2 separate regions of the Mus musculus genome follow, and region 1 is linked to region 2. A link is a contact called in ENCODE Hi-C or POLR2A ChIA-PET data. All regions are on one chromosome and are shown on one strand. The core of a region is the stretch at or near the end of the contact, and the rest is flanking DNA. Distances in the headings are between cores, read along the strand shown. Region 1 holds the start of Akap12 (A kinase (PRKA) anchor protein (gravin) 12). Region 2 has its middle 9.6 kb from the start of Gm25369.

Region 1 (3,413 bases), core at 30-2,529, 110 kb before region 2:
CCAGCCCTGGGCTACAGAGTGAGACCCAGTCTTAAAACAAGTAAGCAAATTAATTAATTAACAACCCTAAACAATAACAAAACAAAAGGAACAGAAGTAAAATACAATAATGAGAGCAAGACACAAAGGTAAAGGCTGTGATGGGCAGGGCAGGGTCAAATATTCCAGTCTCAAACTAAGCATCCCTATAAAATGCAGTATATCTAGAGCTTTACAGTGGACTCGACAGAAAGAGTGCAAGGAACGCTTACTTAAGCCTTTTCCTACATCCGTGCAGAACTTCTAACTCCAATGTTTGTTTATCCAACTGAGTCCACAGGCAGTAAACTGTGAGAAAGGGAGACAGGACTCCAGGAGCTTTGCCTATCCCTCCATTCGTGCTTCTGCTCCGGTTCTCTCTGTCTGGAAGAGAGCTACATGCATGGCTCTCTGCATTAGCTAGGCGGTGTCCCAGGCGCTGCCGCAGGACTCTGGGTACCAGACCTGGTGGCCCGGGTGGAAGCTGGTATCAAGGCCAACACTGGGCGGGGAACCTAGAACCTAGGTTTGCCCTGCTTCAAAGCAGGTCCCGACTTCCCCACTCTGGGACCTGGGATCTAGGGGTGTGTAAAGTGGCTTAAGAAGCCTGGCCGTGGTCAATTCTTACGGATGCCCCACCGGCCATCCCCCAGGCTGCCAGCCCACCGGAAGAGAGAAGAAAGACTAGAGAACGGCGGTCAGGGCAGATATGATGGTTGCAGAAGGGCTGGCTAGGTCGCCGCCCTTAGAGACCCTCCACAAAGATGCCAGCCCCGCCCCGGTGCAAAAGACCCCAGAGACTGCACAGGGCTGCGCTCGAGTTTGCAGATGGGCTGTACCGGCGGGAAGTTGTGGCAGGCGGAAACCGCCGGGACGCCCCATCTCCATCCCGCCCCACCCGGGCAGGTGGCTGCAGCTTACCTTGGTGGCGGGGTCCGCGTCAGCGGGATCTCCAGCTGCTCCCGACGCTTCCGCTGCGGGCCCATGGCCACTGAGCTCCAGCTCGCTCGGCGTGTCGCTCTCCGCCGGCTGCTCGGGGCTCCGCTGCTCGGTGGAACTGCCTGCACCCATGGCTCAGTGGCTTTCCTACTCTCGCCGGCTAGCCGTCTTCCTGGGACCGCGGAGAAGCAGAGGGGCGAGGAGATGTGCGCCCAGGACCACAGGGACTAAGGGGTGAGGAGCACCCGCTCTCCACGATCCTGCTGAGAACACACCCGGACTGAGAATGAAGGGGACGCGCTCGTGGCAAACTCCTTAAAAGAAAAAAAAAAAAAAAAAGCCACCTCGTAGCCTCCTCCCCCCTCCTTGTTTTTCCCTCCCTTCATCACATGAGCACAGCCCAGACACGCCTTGCAGCATCTCCCCCTAGGCTGCTAGGACCAGAGGCTCCGACACCAGGCCCCCAGCAGCCCACCCCGCCCCCAGGGCTTCTCGGGTCATTAAAGGGGGACGAGGGGTTTGGGGTCTGTCCCAGGGCTGCAGAAGGTTCAGGAGCAGCAAAGAAGGGGGCGGGGGCAAAAGCTTTGTTTTTTTAATGTAATGATTGATAACCCAAGGTTGGATCTTCTGCAGACTAAGGATTTACATTTGACCAGGCGGGAACCCAAATCCCCATTTGCTTTTCTTCAGGTTGGGTTTGACTTTAAGCATTTGTTTCTAGCTTTCTCTCCTTCAGCCGGAGAAAGGAAGCCCTCCTGGGCTGCTCCTGAGCCTGGCCATATTAGGGCGGCTCACGTGGCAGGAGCTGGGAAACCCAGAGGTTGATGCAGTCAGGCCACCGCTGAGGTGGGCCCAGCGTCCCCATGATCCCAGCCAGTGATGTCAGCTGATGCCATCAACAGAACTCGCCGCCCTCTTTCCCCGGGGAACGCGCGGGGAAATGAAGCTGTTACTGGAAATGTGCCTGTCCTTTGAGCGTCTGATGCTGAAGGTTACACATCCAGGCCATTCGTCTCTCTCCCGACGCTTAAACACCACATTGGCTTAGGTCTGCTTAGTCGCCATCGGCATTATCAAAACACGAAGATTTCTCTCGTACTAGCAAAGAAAGGGCCTGTCTGTTTTCTTCCTCCACTTGATTAAATACTCATTGTATTAACATGGCAGCCAATAAGTCTTAAATTGAAATTTTGTTAGATTACCCGTCACTAAGCATTAAAATGCTAGGGGGAAAAGATGAAATGATGTCAGGTGAGCCCGGTGCCATGATTCGTGTCTGAAATCCTGATGCTTCAGTGGCTGAAGTTGGAGGGTTAGCTTGAGCCTGAGGCCTGCATGGGGTAGGTAGTGAGTGAGTTTCAGCCAAGTCTGAGAGCCACAAAGCGAGGCTCTGTGGATGAGTGAAGGAATTAGTGATTTAAAATCAGTAAGAGCATTGAATCTAGATGCCAGATAAATATCTTGTCCCTAGATTTGATACAGGTTACTTGAGTATCAATGAAAACATTAATTTAGCTAATAACACTTGGTCCTTATTCATGGTCATTTAAGTGTTTATTGGGAACAACTCGGTTTTTCAGGATAAAATTTGGTTTCTCCACTTATTTCGGAAGGCCAGTTTCTTTGGGGTTCATTCATTTAGAAACAGACTTTCAAGTTGCTTTTAGTTATTTGTAAGTGTGTCACCTATCTCAATTTGTCTTGTTTGTTGAGAAAGAATTTCTCACAATCTAGTTCAGGCTAGCCATAAGTGTTGTAGCCAAGTCTCTGGAGGGAAGACAGTATAGACTTGTGAGACTGAGACCACACCCTACTTCAATTTAATTTTTGAATATTTAGAGAACATTAGCATCTCCCCTCCCCCACCCCTTACAGTGCTGAGGGGTGGGGGATGGAACCCAAGGCCTTGTGCACTCTGAGACAAACACTCTAGCTTTGAACCATGTCTCTGGCCCAAACTTGAAAGTTCTCATTTTGTATCAGGTACTATTCAAAAAACAAAACAAAGAACAAAAAAACATTGCGTATATCATCGTATGTAATCCTTATAACAACCCAATGGCATACAGATTACCAATAGAGAAAGGGAAGGGGATTAACCAAAGAAGGCAAATTTTTGTGTATCCAAGGATTCATAGTCGGTAGATGGATATGAGGGAGGGATCCAGTGAGCATGTGACTTTAAGGTCCACCCTAGTCCTTCCTCAGGATGGTAGGAACTTAAAAACGCTGCTGAAACAGCCTGGGTGTGGCTTTGATGCAGAGCCTAGGATTAAGGGCATTGAGTTCTATCCCCACAGCAAAAGCAGGGGAGAACAATAAAGTCAGCACATTTGAAAATAGAGGAGGAGGCACTGTTTGTCCCACCGATTTGATACAAATAGTATCAACGTTCCCCCATTTTGTGAGATTGTATTATTCAAGTTCCTGGGAAATTCTTCACAAAGCTTTTCACA
Region 2 (3,581 bases), core at 1,016-3,515:
TGTTCTTTTACCCTTAAAACTTGTGTACTAAATGACTACTTTCTCTCTCTCTCTCTCTCTCTCTCTCTCTCTCTCTCTCTCTCTCTCTCTCTCTCTCTCTCTCTCTCTCTCCCTCCCTCCCTCCCTCCCTCCCTTCCTTTCTTTTTTTGTTTTTTGTTTTTTCAAGACAGGGTTTCTCAGTGTAGCCCTGGCTGTCCTGGAACTCACTTTGTAGACCAGGCTGGCCTCGAACTCAGAAATCCGCCTGCCTCTGCCTCCCGAGTGCTGGGATTAAAGGTGTGCGCCACCACGCCCGGCTCCGTTTTCTTTTCTTAATCTCTCATGGGCTGCGCTGTGCTGCCATGCCTAACCCAAGTTTTAATTTTCTTTTAAAGAGGAGAATGCCAAACCGTAGCCAGTTGCATCTTTCCTTTTCCAAATCACCATTTGTTCACTATAGGAAAGAGTCGTTTTTGAGGACTTAAAAAACCTGTATAGTTTTACTTTGAATCAAACATCATACATATTTGTGGCATACAGTAAAACCCTTCATTTCAATGCACAATGACTGGATCAACATGTTAGGCAAATCGAGCCCCTTAGACAGTGGCTTTCTGATGCTGCTATTATTGGGCAGGTAGCTTAGTAGTACAGTAGTACAGCTTGCTTAGAACACATGAGGCAGGCTGGTGAGATGGCTCAGTAGATAAGAGCACTGACTGCTCTTCCAAAGGTCCTGAGTTCAAATCCCAGCAACCACATGGTGGCTCACAACTATCCATAACGAGATCTGATACCCTTTTCTGGAGTGTCTGAAGACAGCTACAGTGTATTTATATATAATAAATAAGTCTTAAAAAAAAAAGAACACATGAAGCTCTGGGTTCAATACCCAATCCCACCTTCTTCAGCCTTCTCCTCCCCTCCCCTCCCCTCCCCTCCCTTATCCAACTCTCCCTATACCCAGTCTACTACCCCTGCCCTCCCCAGCCCTCCTTTCCAGCTGGGGAAAGTGGAGATATTACATTATAGGAATGGCCATAGCTAACATTTATCTACATGACTTATATTTATGAACTTAAAAGAATTTTAACAACGTGGAACAAATTAGCTTTAAAAATTATTTTTAAAAAACTTTTTAAGTAAGCTAGGCAGTTGTCGTGTATGCCTTTAATCCCAGCACTCCAGAGGCAGAGGCAGACAGGTCTCTGGATCTCTGAGTTCAAGACCTGCCTGGTCTACATAGTAAGTTCCAAGACAGCAAGGGCTACACAAAGAAACCCTGTCTTGAAAAATAAACAACAAACCACATGCACACACACACACACACACACACACACACACACACACACTCGCACGTACACACTCATGCATGCATGAAGCGAGCACACACACACACACACACACACACACACAACCACACTCCATTCTTTGGGTACTAGTGATATGAAACAAAGTCGCTAACGCTGACTGCATGGCAGAGCGGAGCAAGGTCAGCCATGCCTCGGGGAACCTTTGCATCTAGCTCTGCAGTGCGGCCAGTCCAGGCTGGGCAGCTGAGATGTCTCCTACAGCCTGCACTTGCTTTTTGTCAAAGGCTCTATCTGTCACTTCCGCCTCTCAGAGTTCAGACTTGTCAGAAACCAGAACCCACTGTGCACGGCTTTCTCCCTGCATAAGCCGGGCTCTTTGGCTTGTACTTCCAGCCCCTGCTCCACCACCAGCGTCCCTCTCCTGTGTCCCACGTCCTGCCGCTTCCAGCTTTGTCCCAGTTCCACACTCCTTAGTGACCTCCCACCATCCTTGGCTCCCAGCCTCTCTAATTATTTAGTACTTAAGTGGGCTTCTCTGTCCATCTGTAGTTTGCTGTGGATAATTCTCTTCTGTCAACTTCTGTGTATACATATTTACAGTTACTTCAATTATCTGTTCTAATGACAAACAAGGTAGTATGAATAATTTAAAAATAATTTCTTCTTGGCTTTGGACTAATCTCTGCACTCTGTTTGAGGTTGGAGGTACTTGGGATATTCTGGGAACTCGGATCTTCAAAGGAGGCCCTAAATGCATCCGAAAGGAAAGGGAGGATGCAGGAGGGGATGCTGTGCTGAGTGCACCACTTCCCCCTGGTCCCTGTAAACTCCTTTGGCTCCAAACTCCATGCTGAAATTGGAAAGCATTTCTCTAGTTGGCTTGTTCTGAGCCCAGGAGAGCCTGTATGTTCTCTCACCGTGTCTGTCTCTGCTCTTTGTCTGGTACACATTGTCTCTTTCAAGGCGGGGGCTCATCAGGAGACTGACTTAGAGGAGAATTATCAGGACCCAGGCAATTACCGAGGAAGAAAAATTCCTTAATTGTAAGACTTTGCCAAACACACATTCATTAAATGACTCTGCTCTCAAGTGTGCGCACAAATCGACTCAGTCTGGTGGTTTTGAGAAATTGTCTCTTTGCCATCTTTATAGCAAACATGCAAGCGGCATGATGCATGCTTGAAAATATTAACTGGCTTTGAACCCTTGAGGTCCTTTTGCATAAGCATAGATGCCCACACAGGGCTACATAAACACATGACATTCATGTTGATGTGCCGGGCAGAGGTCTGCAGCCCTGACAAGCGATGAGAAATATTTAAGTTGAGCTGATTTGTTACATAAACACTGTAACCTCGGGCAAGGGCAGAGTGCTCTTGCTGCTCTCCTCCGAGTTGGATTGTCCCAAACCAGAGATGGGGCACAGGCCCATTTTTGGAACAAATTTGCCTTTAGTCTCATCTTAATCACGAGATGAGTACTCAAGAGGCCTGGCTAGACTGTTGTGGGAAGCCTTACCAGAATCTGATTTTTATAAAAATTAAACGCAAAACCTAGAGGGAAGCCCTTGACAGGTAGGCGCAAAGCCTTGCTTGTAGATATAGCGTCTGCTCTTTGAGGGAGCTCCTGCTGCCTCCCTTCATGCTTTCTAGAGCCATTTCTGGGGAGCCTTTCCTCAGCCTTCTCTCTTTTATCCTCCAAGCTGTGTTGATGTCTTGTCTGAGTGTCTGTCTACTCAGCTCTTGGTGACTTGTTAGACAAGGTTCGGAGGTGTGGGGATGGGAGCTATGGAACTCATATGACCTCATCTCTCCATTGCTGTTAAATGAATCTTTCTAAGGAGTCGTATAAGTAAGTTGGGAGCTGGGTATGGGCAACAGTGGGAGGCAGGGACAGGAGAATCTCGAGTTGCAGGCTAACCTGGTCTACAGAGTGAGTCCCTATGTCAAACACAGGTAAAGGAATTAGGCTTGGGGGACTTGGGATCCTAGGGAAGAAAGCTCGGGCGATCGGCTGAGTTACTTGCTGTGAAGGGGAGAGAGGAAGGGACAGGGCTGTAACAGGAACATTTAGCAGGGGTGGCGCTGGGCCAGACATTGCTGCCATCAGTGATCATTCAACCTTTCATGGAGTATTTACTTAGACCTCCTGTGTGTTTAGTATTGTGCTGGCTCAGTGATGATGTGAAAGTGGAGGTCAGGTTAATTCTTAATCCTTAGCTTGGGGAATAATTATCTAGTAAATGTGTTAAAAATAAAAATCCCCAGGGGCATATGGACTTCAAAAAGG

Evidence for each region. A loop is a pair of places that touch in the nucleus more often than their neighbours do. ChIA-PET counts read pairs that join two places held with the same protein, here RNA polymerase II (POLR2A).
Region 1: a map of Patski shows a loop between it and region 2 (2.6-fold over the local background). The contact joins the promoter of Akap12 here to the enhancer-like site in region 2. A Hi-C loop is called at or near these places in 1 of 37 maps with a recorded cell type or tissue (Patski). POLR2A ChIA-PET finds 5 or more read pairs at or near these places in 2 of 5 experiments (Patski and embryonic stem cell).

The regions. Positions count from the first base shown.
Region 1 is chr10:4,264,195-4,267,607 of GRCm38, reverse strand. It overlaps Akap12 (A kinase (PRKA) anchor protein (gravin) 12), which reads right to left and starts at 1,279. Exons shown (of 4, transcript NM_031185.3): 1 at 940-1,279. The coding sequence starts at 1,089.
Region 2 is chr10:4,158,540-4,162,120 of GRCm38, reverse strand. It overlaps a transcript of Mthfd1l not described here. Among named protein-coding and RNA genes, the nearest start is that of Gm25369, 9.6 kb to the left of the region's middle. Within about 2 kb of position 2,265, at least 1 of the 3 ENCODE cell types and tissues checked has a DNase peak (open chromatin) inside an H3K27ac peak, as active enhancers do.